Regions from separate parts of the Homo sapiens genome. Here all the other regions are linked to region 1. A link is a contact called in ENCODE Hi-C or POLR2A ChIA-PET data. All regions are on one chromosome and are shown on one strand. Each heading gives the region's core, a stretch centred on a gene start or an enhancer-like site at or near the end of the contact. The rest is flanking DNA. Distances are from core to core; before and after follow the strand shown. Region 1 holds the start of MPC1-DT (MPC1 divergent transcript). Region 2 holds the start of PRKN (parkin RBR E3 ubiquitin protein ligase). Region 3 holds the start of C6orf120 (chromosome 6 open reading frame 120).

Region 1 (3,129 bases), core at 349-2,848:
CTAATCCACTAAACGGATGCACCATAATTTATTTAACTCTCTCCCTATGGGTAGATATGTAAACTCTAATCTTTCCATACTAAAAACAATGCTGTACACATGAAATTGCACAAACTGGCTTGTCTATCCTAGGAAATCTCTAGATGGGCTTGCTGGATCAAAGGGGATGTCCATTATTAACACTAATACACTGCGGGTCACTAATGTTGAGAATTCCTGTTCACCAAAGGCATTTCTTTTATTTTTTATTTTAGAGACAGGATCTCCCTCTGTTGCCCAGGCTGGAGTGCAATGGCACAATCTCGGATCACTACAACCTCCACCTCCCGGGTTCAACCGATTCTCACGCCTCAGCCTCCCGAGTAGCTGGGATCACAGGAGCGCATCACCACGCCTGGCTAATTTTTGTATTTTCAGTAGAGATGAGGTTTCACTATATTGGCCAGGCTGGTCTCAAACTCTTGACTTCAAGTGATCCACCTGCCTCAGCCTCCCAAAGTGCTGAGATTACAGGCGTGAGCCACCGCACCCGGCTACCAGAGGAATTTTGTTATATTTATTTGTTTTTTTTGGAGACAGGGTCTTGCTCTGTTGCCCAGGCTGGAATGCAATGGCGCAATCTTGGCTCATTGCAACTTCCGCCTCCCGGGTTCAAGCGATTCTTCTGTCTCAGCCTCCCAAGTAGCTGGGACTACAAGCACATGCCACCACGCCCAGCTAATTTTTTTATTTTTAGTAGAGAGGGGGTTTAACCGTATTGCCCAGGCTGGTCTCGAATTCCTGACCTCAGGTGATCCGCCCGCCTCGGCCTCCCAAAGTGCTGTGATTACAGGCGTCAGTCACCGCGCCCGGCCACCAGAGGCATTTTAAATGATCGTCCACATTAGAAACAAAACGAAACGAAACAACTTGGAAAAGTGAGCAAAAGCCTTCAATGTGTTCTTTTCTCTGCCTTTGTGATCCGAAAGTCGTGCTGCGGTTTATATACTCCTAGGCGAGGGTCGCGTGCTAATGATCCCTTTCTTTTCAATATGCACCCGCGGTGGGACTTACAGAACCTTTATTTTCAACACGTAAGCAGTCACGCTTCCTCGAGCCTAAGGCTTTGTGCTATTCTTAAATGCTTTCCTCCTCCGACGCTGCGGCTCCCTCCTGAGCCCGTAGCTGCAGCGCGTTGGTGAGGAGCGCCGGCCCTGGGTGCCGCCCGCCACCCTGGAGGGACCGGTCCGGGGGAAAGTGCTCGGGAGAAGCCAGGGGCCCCGGCTGCGGTCGCTGGCCCGGGGCTCTGCGCACTCCCCAGTGCCCGGAAACCGCAGGCTGGCCCAGCTTGCGGGCCGGGTCCGCCCACGTGGGTGTGGGAAGCGCAGGGGACGCGGGCCGCCCGGCCAAGGTGCCCTTGCCAGGAACCGGCGCAGACACAGGCCCTGGGCGGCGCGGGAACCCGGCCAGTCCCACCGCGCGCTGCGCCGCAGGGGCCCCACTGCAGGTCGCCCCAAGACCGCGCGACGCTCGGCAGGGCGCCCACAGTCCTGTGGGTCAGAGAAATGTCACCTCCACGTCCCCGCTGGCCGGGAGCCGCTGGAGCCTAGCAACCGCCTGCCAGCCCCGGCCCAGCCCCAGCCGTTTTACGGCAGCGGGCCCCGCCCCCGTGCGCCACCGAGGGCGGGAAGGAGGCGTGCGGCACGAGCCAGCCAGTCCGCGCCACCATCTCTGGCCCTGCGCCCTGTCATTGGCCGAGAGCCGGGCGGCGCGGCGCGGCCGTAAGGCGTGGCCGGGTGTCGTGAGGCGGGCCTTCGGGCTGGCTCGCCGTCGGCTGCCGGGGGGTTGGCCGGGGTGTCATTGGCTCTGGGAAGCGGCAGCAGAGGCAGGGACCACTCGGGGTCTGGTGTCGGCACAGCCATGGCGGGCGCGTTGGTGCGGAAAGCGGCGGACTATGTCCGAAGCAAGGATTTCCGGGACTACCTCATGAGGTGACGAGCGCCGCAGGCCGAACCCCGCAACCCGGAGGGGCTCCCGGGAGGCTGCGACCCGTGCAGTCCGCGACGAGGGCGGCCGCGAGGACGCGGTGGCCCCGGGCAGCGGGTGGGCCGGGGCCCAGGCGAGAGGGTGCGCTTGTCAGGGGGGCCCCACCCGGATCCCTCCCGGACCGCCACACCCCGAAGCGGACGGCGTAGAGAGCCGGTGACAGTGGGCGCCTTTCAGGGCGGGGGTGACAGTGGGCGCCCCTCAGGGCGGGGGTGACAGTGGGTGTCCTCTCCCGGCAGGGTGACAGTGGGCGCTCCTCAGGGCGGGGGTGACAGTGGGTGTCCTCTCCCGGCAGGGTGACAGTGGGCGCCCCTCAAGGCAGGGGTGACATTGAGTCCCCTTCAGGGAGTGGGTGACGGTGGGCGTCCCTCCTGGCCAAGGTGACACTGGGGACGCCTCTCCTGGTAGGCATAACAGTGGACGCCCTTCCCGGCCAGAGTGGCAGTGGGGACCTGGAGGGACGAAAGCGACGGCGCTCCTCAGGACAGGGTGACCATGGGGACGCCTCTCCCGGCAGGGGTGACAGTGGGCGCCCCTCAGGGCAGGGTGACCCGGCAGGGGTGACAGAGGCTCGTTCCTCTCCCATGGTTGGCAGTGGGCACGTCCCTCCGGGCCAGTTGACAGTGGCTCGCTCCTCCGGGCGGGAGTGGTTTCCTGGCCGGTTTCTACCAGATCCTCGGAGTGGGTCGCCGGTCACCTGCGGCCGTCCAGGTGTGCCAGAGGCGGCGACCTGGGTGTGGGGTGGGGAGACGCCAGCGGGAGGCGCTGCTGAGAGCGCGGCGCGGCGCTGTTGGAGCGGAGCTTCGGGTGCGCCCAGCGCGCTTCTGGGACAGCGGAAATAAAATGTGCTGGCCTTGGGTTCGCCTTTCGGTTTTCTCATTCTAAGGACTTTAAGCTTGGGAGGAAGTACAATTTAAGATGTTTTTATATACGAAATTCTGTCAACCAAAGTAAAGTGACGTGTCTCTAAGGTCATACTTTTTCTTCTTGTTCTATTTTCTGTTAACTCCTCCTTTCCAGTTAGAAACAAAGAGCATTCGCGGTTGGAAAGCCTGAAAATACACTTTCTATAATTTATTTGCACCTCTCATCTTGGGGCGCTTG
Region 2 (3,129 bases), core at 294-2,793, 3.7 Mb after region 1:
TGCCATGTAATAACTCAGATCTTCCCAGGGTGTAAATTACACAAATTTGAAAGATGCATTTATTATTTAATGCCTCATTCCCAGACAGTTGCTTACTCAGTAGCAAAATCTGTCTTAGCATACCAAGTGTAAAGCTATTTAACAAATAGGAAGGTTTAAAAAATATATACTATCATGCAGACAGCTAAAATATTTGTATATATTTTTAATCTTTTTTCTCTAATGATACTTAGAATATTTTATTTTTATTACTACAAATAATAGAGATGAAATATGAATTGTATTAGTAGCAGAGATATATGAGCTAAAGCTTGTATTGTTTAAAGCACATCATCTTAAAAGGCCTGTCAGGAAACAGTGTTCATATTAAGTTGGCTTTCAGTACTCTAAGAAGATGACATCATTTTGTAAGAGACAAGTGTTGTTAGAGCAAATGCTAGGATATTCTAAAATTTCCTAGGTTGAAGTGAAGAAATTTCTCATTATAGATTATTTCATGAGTTTATGTTCCCGGTTGTATATCAGCTCATGTTAAATTTTGCAAGAGTTTATGATTTCTAAGAACTCACCTTCTATAAGGCCCTTTGCTGAGTGGGGCTAGTTAGGAATTAGTAAGTAAAGGGGATCTTTTTTCCTCGTGTAAATAGCTTAAGAGTAATTTTGGGCGGTCCAGAAACCATAAGTTATCAGGAAGGTGCTTATAAATGGGCAGAGTACATCACTTGCCCAAGATTCTAACAACCTAGCCTGCCCCCCACACACTGTGGGGCACCGTTTGCTACTTGCCAAGTAACTGCCTTTTTTGGCAAAGACCACCCAGGACATGGCTCAGAGTCCATCCTAAGGCTGGCCAACCTCTGTAAATCTCGTGTCCCCTGATTCAGAGCGAGTGCATTTAATTCAGGAAGATCACTTACGACTGAGTTTTTCATCATGGCTTTGACTGTGAAACCCTCAGAAACCAGAGAGTGAGGCTGGTGCACCGGGAGCGGCTGTTGTGCCAGCAGCTTGGTCCTCTTCGGCATCTTGTCTGGGCATTTGTTTAAGCTCAGGGTCTCTTTTTCTGCCACCATCTTCCTAGAAAATGTCTTGTTCTCATAAAAAGTGTAGTAAAAGAATCAGTGGGCTTTACGGATGTGAGCAGGAGGTCTGGAAAAAAATATCAAAAGGCGCGATAATGGTAGAAATTCAACCCCTCGTAGTGCCCAGGTTGATCCAGATGTTTGGCAGCTCCTAGGTGAAGGGAGCTGGACCCTAGGGGCGGGGCGGGAAGAGGGCAGGACCTTGGCTAGAGCTGCAACAAGCTTCCAAAGGTAAGCCTCCCGGTTGCTAAGCGACTGGTCAACACGGCGGGCGCATAGCCCCGCCCCCCGGTGACGTAAGATTGCTGGGCCTGAAGCCGGAAAGGGCGGCGGTGGGGGGCTGGGGGCAGGAGGCGTGAGGAGAAACTACGCGTTAGAACTACGACTCCCAGCAGGCCCTGGGCCGCGCCCTCCGCGCGTGCGCATTCCTAGGGCCGGGCGCGGGGGCGGGGAGGCCTGGAGGATTTAACCCAGGAGAGCCGCTGGTGGGAGGCGCGGCTGGCGCCGCTGCGCGCATGGGCCTGTTCCTGGCCCGCAGCCGCCACCTACCCAGTGACCATGATAGGTACGTGGGTACCTGCCAGGTACAGCCTCTCTGCGCCGCCCCACGCCCCGGTATGGCGCCACGCCCCGCCTCGGCCGACCAGGACCCCCGGTGCCAACTGTCAATGACGGGGCCAAAGTGCCCGTGCCGTCCCCGGCCCGCGCCGCCGGGCTCCCCAGCTCAGCGACGCGGGTCCGGGGCCCCAGTGTGTGCGTTCGAAGCCCTCGCCTGCCCGCCCCTGCTCTGAGCGTTCTCATGAAGACCGCCTCGACGGGGACGCCAGGCGGCCCCGCACCCCCGCTCCTCGTTCGCGGTCCCCCGGACCGTGTGGGGTCCCGAAGCCTTCTCCCCGCCGCCGCCCCTCACCTTCGCCCCGCCGCCGCCCCTCACCTTCGCCCCTCACCTCACTGGCCGGTTGTGGTGCGGTTCAGGACCCATCGAGACCCACTCTCTGTGGGGCTCTTTCAGGAAACCGCAGCAAAGCATTAAACTCTAATGGAAGGCACCTGGTGAGGGTGGCTGGCTCCACAGAAACTCCTCCAGATAGATCTAAACTTGCTCCCTCGGATGTTTCCTTTTAAACTTCTCATTGGAGGGCTGAGATGAAAGAAACATTAAGAGTAAATAGTAGCCAAGATTAAATCTATTGCCTTTTGCAAAATAACCTTTCTTTTTTTTTTTTGTAAAAGAACGACCGAGGTGCAAGTTTGTGAACGAAACTTAGTGGCATCAGAGTTGTTCATGAACACTTGATGTGTAAGATGAGCAAAGGTCCTCTCTTCCAGGGTTGTTGAGCCAAAAGTTACTTTAGGGGCTATCCCTGAAAATTAATGGAAATGCACCATATGTTTGAAAAACAGTGCTAGATGGGGTTTCATTATTGTGGAGGTTTCTCCAGGTTATGTATGGAGGGTTTAGTGAGCTTGTTTATTCCTGAGGAGGGTCCTTTACAAAACACTTTTGATTGCAGTAAGTACGTTCGAAGTCAGATGTGGTCTGTCCAGAAGAAAGATGAGAGGTGGATTTATAAAGTATATGATCTTTATGCACTGAAAACACTTCTTACATCTGTTTATTTGTGAAGTTATTGTTAAAATGTAAACATTCTCCCCATCAGTGGGAGAATCAAGCCAGCTAACTGGCATGGTCTTTGTGGTAAAACAAGAATGTTGTCCAACTTTTCTTCCCTTTCTAGCATGGTCTGACTTTTGGTGAATGACTTGAAAGTTAATCAAATTACGAAAAAAATATTTTTTATGAGTCTTCTTGAGCTCTTTTTAGGTGACATTTACGTAAGATTCACTTGCAAGCACAAGTTTGAACTGAATCAGAAAACCAAGTAGAAGAGATTTTCCAATATCTGTGCTGTCAGTCTACAGGAAGAAAATAGCCTATACCTTATTTTGAAGACAGTTAAATACATTTTATTTTAATTTAACTTAATCTAGTGCACAGATAATTTTAAGAGAAACAAATTTATTGTAAAGCTATATAAAGACAAGC
Region 3 (3,129 bases), core at 207-2,706, 3.3 Mb before region 1:
TTGGACTGGTACAGGAACAAACTTTGTAAATACCTGCCTGCCAGGAAATCCTTTTTGTATAGAAAAGTACCATCACCTACTTGGGGTACAGGCATGAGGCTTTAGTCCAGGCTCAGGGAAGTGTACGTAAATCATTTCCAACTTGATTTTAGTAACTCTTGAAAACTTACACCAACTTCGGTTAGAATCTCCAGAGTAAAATTACAAAGTTATCAACCTTTTGATTTGTGTCACAGCATGAAAGGTTGCTCTATTTTATATAAACCTGTTACTGCAATCATTTTTAGTCAACCTGCCTAATGAAAATGGAGTCTAAACACTTTGTGCACAGTCCTTTTATAGGAATTATGATCTTTAAAATACTGTGCTTGCTGCTTTTCCTATTTTTGGGGTAACTGAGGTAACAAAACTGCGTATGGCTTTATTTTTCCATCCCTTGACTAAAGGTACCTAGAACTTCAACCAAGTACAAGTAGCAAGGTTCACAGCAAACTGCAATCAGCTTCACAGATGGAGGGTTTTATATCCCAGAGTGTGGTCAACGACTCAAAAGAGAATTTCAAGTACCAGTTTCAAAATGCTAATTAATATCGTCCAGAGAACAGATTCCTCCTCTTGCGAGGCGTCTTCCGGGGCACCAGCGTGCTTCTGGCCGGCATCTGCGCCGTCGGCGGGGTAGGCGGCCTCGCCGAACGGGTGCTGCTCGACCGTGCCGTCGTAGTACACCTTCATCTCGAACTCGCTCTCCAGGTGGGAGGGGTGTCCATAGACGCCGATGCCCACTGGGCGCCGGAAGTGCGCGGGGATGGACACGGCGTCCGGGCCGCAGGTGGCCGATTGCAGCTCGTAGTCGTCGAAGCTGGGGTGCAGGCTGCTGGCGGAGACGTACAGATCCGCATCTCCCTTGAGGCTGCGCATCCTGAGGACTATCTTGCCCTCGTGGTTCAGCCGCAGGTAGCTGTAGTTCCCGGCGCCTATCTGGCCCTGGACGACGTGCAGGAGCACCCACTCCTCGGGGACCTCCTCCTCGTCCGCGCAGCTTCCCGGAGACAGGACCTGCGAGGCTAGGAGCAGCAGCAGGGCCGTCGTCCAGGGCGCGGCCCTCCCGCGGGGAGCGGCCATGGCTGGCGGCTCAGCTCCGGGGCCTGCAAGTGGGTCAGTGCTGCTGGGGACACCGGAGGCGCTCAGCACCGGAGCCTGTCCCCGCCGTCCGCACGCGGGTCCACGGCGCGTCCAGGCGCCTGGTCTGTCGCTGGGACTGTCCCTTCCCACCCGCGTGAGGCCCCGGGGAGGAGGGGTGGGTTAACCCCTCCCCCGTAGCGCGGCGCCCACTCAGGGCAGGGGCAGGGGCAGGGGCAGGGCCGCTGTGGCACCCTCGGACTCACCACCACTCCCCGCAGGGGGCCGCGCTTTATACATCCGGACCCGAGGCCGGAGCCTCGCCGGAGGCGGAAGTGACGCTAGGTCCGTAAGTGAGCCGGCCGGAAGCGAGGCTTCTCCAGCTGTCGCGAGATAGCGAAAGGGGCGTGGGCGCGAGGGGCGGCGGGCTAGTAACCATAGCGGCTCGCGTGGGTCGGCTGGCAAGTAACCATAGCGGCGAGCGTGGGGCGGAGTGTGGCTCGGTAGTCCTCTGCGTGCCCTCCTGGGAGCTGGGTGCTGTGAGTCCTCCCCTAGCGGGCTGGTCTCGGCGCGGAGTCGGCGCCGAACCCGAGCTGCTGCTCTGGGGCGTGTGCCTAGGGCGCAGGGCTGGAGCGCGGGGGCTGCGCGGTTGCTCGCGGCTCCGCTGAGGTCTCTAGGAAAGGGGGCGATTTGAGGGTTCCGCCGTGACCGCTTCCAACGGCGGACACGCGCGCTCTGGACCAGAGCCGTTGCCCGCTGTCTCGTCACCCGAAGCCTCCTCCTGACGCCGTGCTAGTGCGAGGGTCTCCAGGGGAATTCGGGGCACAAGTCGGGCCGGAGCATCCGGGCGGCCGCTTGAGATCGGCGCTTTGAGAACTGAGCGCATGTGGAGTTCGGAGGAAAAGGGCTCAGGTGGTTATTTTAATTAAAGCAGCTGTGTATAAGGAGCACTCAGATCTCTTTAAAAGATTCAGTAGTTTAGGAACGAACCAGGGCTGTAGAAATGCCCGGCCTCCTGCACCTCCCGTCGGTTCTGAGCTCCGAGGGCGGGAGCGTGGACCCTGAGGGCTCGTTAATTATGCCCCACTGGCCTTTCAACCTGCGTGGTAACTACCAGGCTAGGTTTTCCTAACTCGAGCCAAACAGCAAGTTTCTGACTTGATTATCACTAAAAGAGAAAAATTTCGATCTTTTCTAATCAGAAGGGAGTAATTTTCTCTTTTTAAAAATATTCGTATGTACATTAAAAAAACGGAAATGCACAGGATTTTATCAGTGGTACTCCTCGAGTAGTAGAGTTTTCATCTTTTTATGTATTTCTAAATTTTCTACAATTTACACACACTGCTCTGTACCAGTAAAGGAGTATTAACTCTACAGCTTCCAGTTTATCTGGGATTACTATCTTGTGTTTACTGACTTAACTTTAAGACTATGGTATCTTTAGCAATCACTTGTCACTGCCTTTTCCTGAAGTGCTTACCTAGTGTTAGGTGCACTAGAATCTCACTAAAATAATAAATTTAGTTTATTTTCCCTGACTTGTTCTGTGCATGTATGTACATGGATATTCCTGGGGATATCCTGTGACATTGATTATCCCCTAGGGTTGGCACAGCAGGGAGAGGAGGTAGGGATAAAAAACTTTATTATTTCTGCATTGTTTAAATGTTTTGTATTGTATTGCTTTTGTAATTCAAAAAAATGTTAAACAATTTATATTAGTGGAGGTAGGTTAAGTGCTGTAGCAATTCACCCCAATAGAACAGTTGCATGTTTCTTGCTCACACAGTCCTGTGTAGCGGTTTCTAGTCAGACGATTCCTTTGGGCAGCTCTCTGCAAGCTGCAGCCTAAAATTCTTCCATGTTGTGGTTTTTTTCCTTAGGCCCTCTGAATTCTCCGCATTTAGCCAGTGGGTGGGGAAAGAAGAGAGGCAGTGCAGGAGGAATTTATGGGCCAGGCACTCAACGACTACATGGCTGCACTTAATTGCAAGGGAAGCTAGGGAG

The links. A loop is a pair of places that touch in the nucleus more often than their neighbours do. ChIA-PET counts read pairs that join two places held with the same protein, here RNA polymerase II (POLR2A). Pooled maps may share reads with other maps.
Region 2: a loop to region 1 is called in a map of naive thymus-derived CD4-positive, alpha-beta T cell, with 23 times the contacts of the local background. The contact joins the promoter of PRKN here to the promoter of MPC1-DT in region 1. A Hi-C loop is called at or near these places in 1 of 168 maps with a recorded cell type or tissue (naive thymus-derived CD4-positive, alpha-beta T cell) and 11 of 50 pooled maps. POLR2A ChIA-PET finds 5 or more read pairs at or near these places in 1 of 52 experiments (OCI-LY7).
Region 3: a pooled map shows a loop between it and region 1 (12-fold over the local background). The contact joins the promoter of C6orf120 here to the promoter of MPC1-DT in region 1. A Hi-C loop is called at or near these places in 1 of 37 single-sample maps with no recorded cell type and 6 of 50 pooled maps. POLR2A ChIA-PET finds 5 or more read pairs at or near these places in 1 of 52 experiments (GM12878).

The regions. Positions count from the first base shown.
Region 1 is chr6:166,381,647-166,384,775 of GRCh38, reverse strand. It overlaps MPC1-DT (MPC1 divergent transcript), which reads right to left and starts at 1,598. Exons shown (of 1, transcript NR_189630.1): 1 at 1-1,598. MPC1 (mitochondrial pyruvate carrier 1) reads left to right here and starts at 1,836. Exons shown (of 5, transcript NM_016098.4): 1 at 1,836-1,970. The coding sequence starts at 1,900. RefSeq lists silencers at 1,164-1,903, 2,054-2,153 and an enhancer at 2,514-2,693.
Region 2 is chr6:162,726,180-162,729,308 of GRCh38, reverse strand. It overlaps PRKN (parkin RBR E3 ubiquitin protein ligase), which reads left to right and starts at 1,543. Exons shown (of 12, transcript NM_004562.3): 1 at 1,543-1,647. The coding sequence starts at 1,641. It overlaps PACRG (parkin coregulated), which reads right to left and starts at 1,335. Exons shown (of 5, transcript NM_001080379.2): 1 at 918-1,335. The coding sequence starts at 1,073. RefSeq lists silencers at 1,715-1,936, 1,426-1,965.
Region 3 is chr6:169,700,453-169,703,581 of GRCh38, reverse strand. C6orf120 (chromosome 6 open reading frame 120) reads right to left here and starts at 1,456. Exons shown (of 1, transcript NM_001029863.3): 1 at 1-1,456. The coding sequence starts at 1,122. The coding sequence ends at 547. WDR27 (WD repeat domain 27) reads left to right here and starts at 1,553. Exons shown (of 26, transcript NM_182552.5): 1 at 1,553-2,031. RefSeq lists a silencer at 1,090-1,459 and enhancers at 1,510-1,599, 1,920-1,999.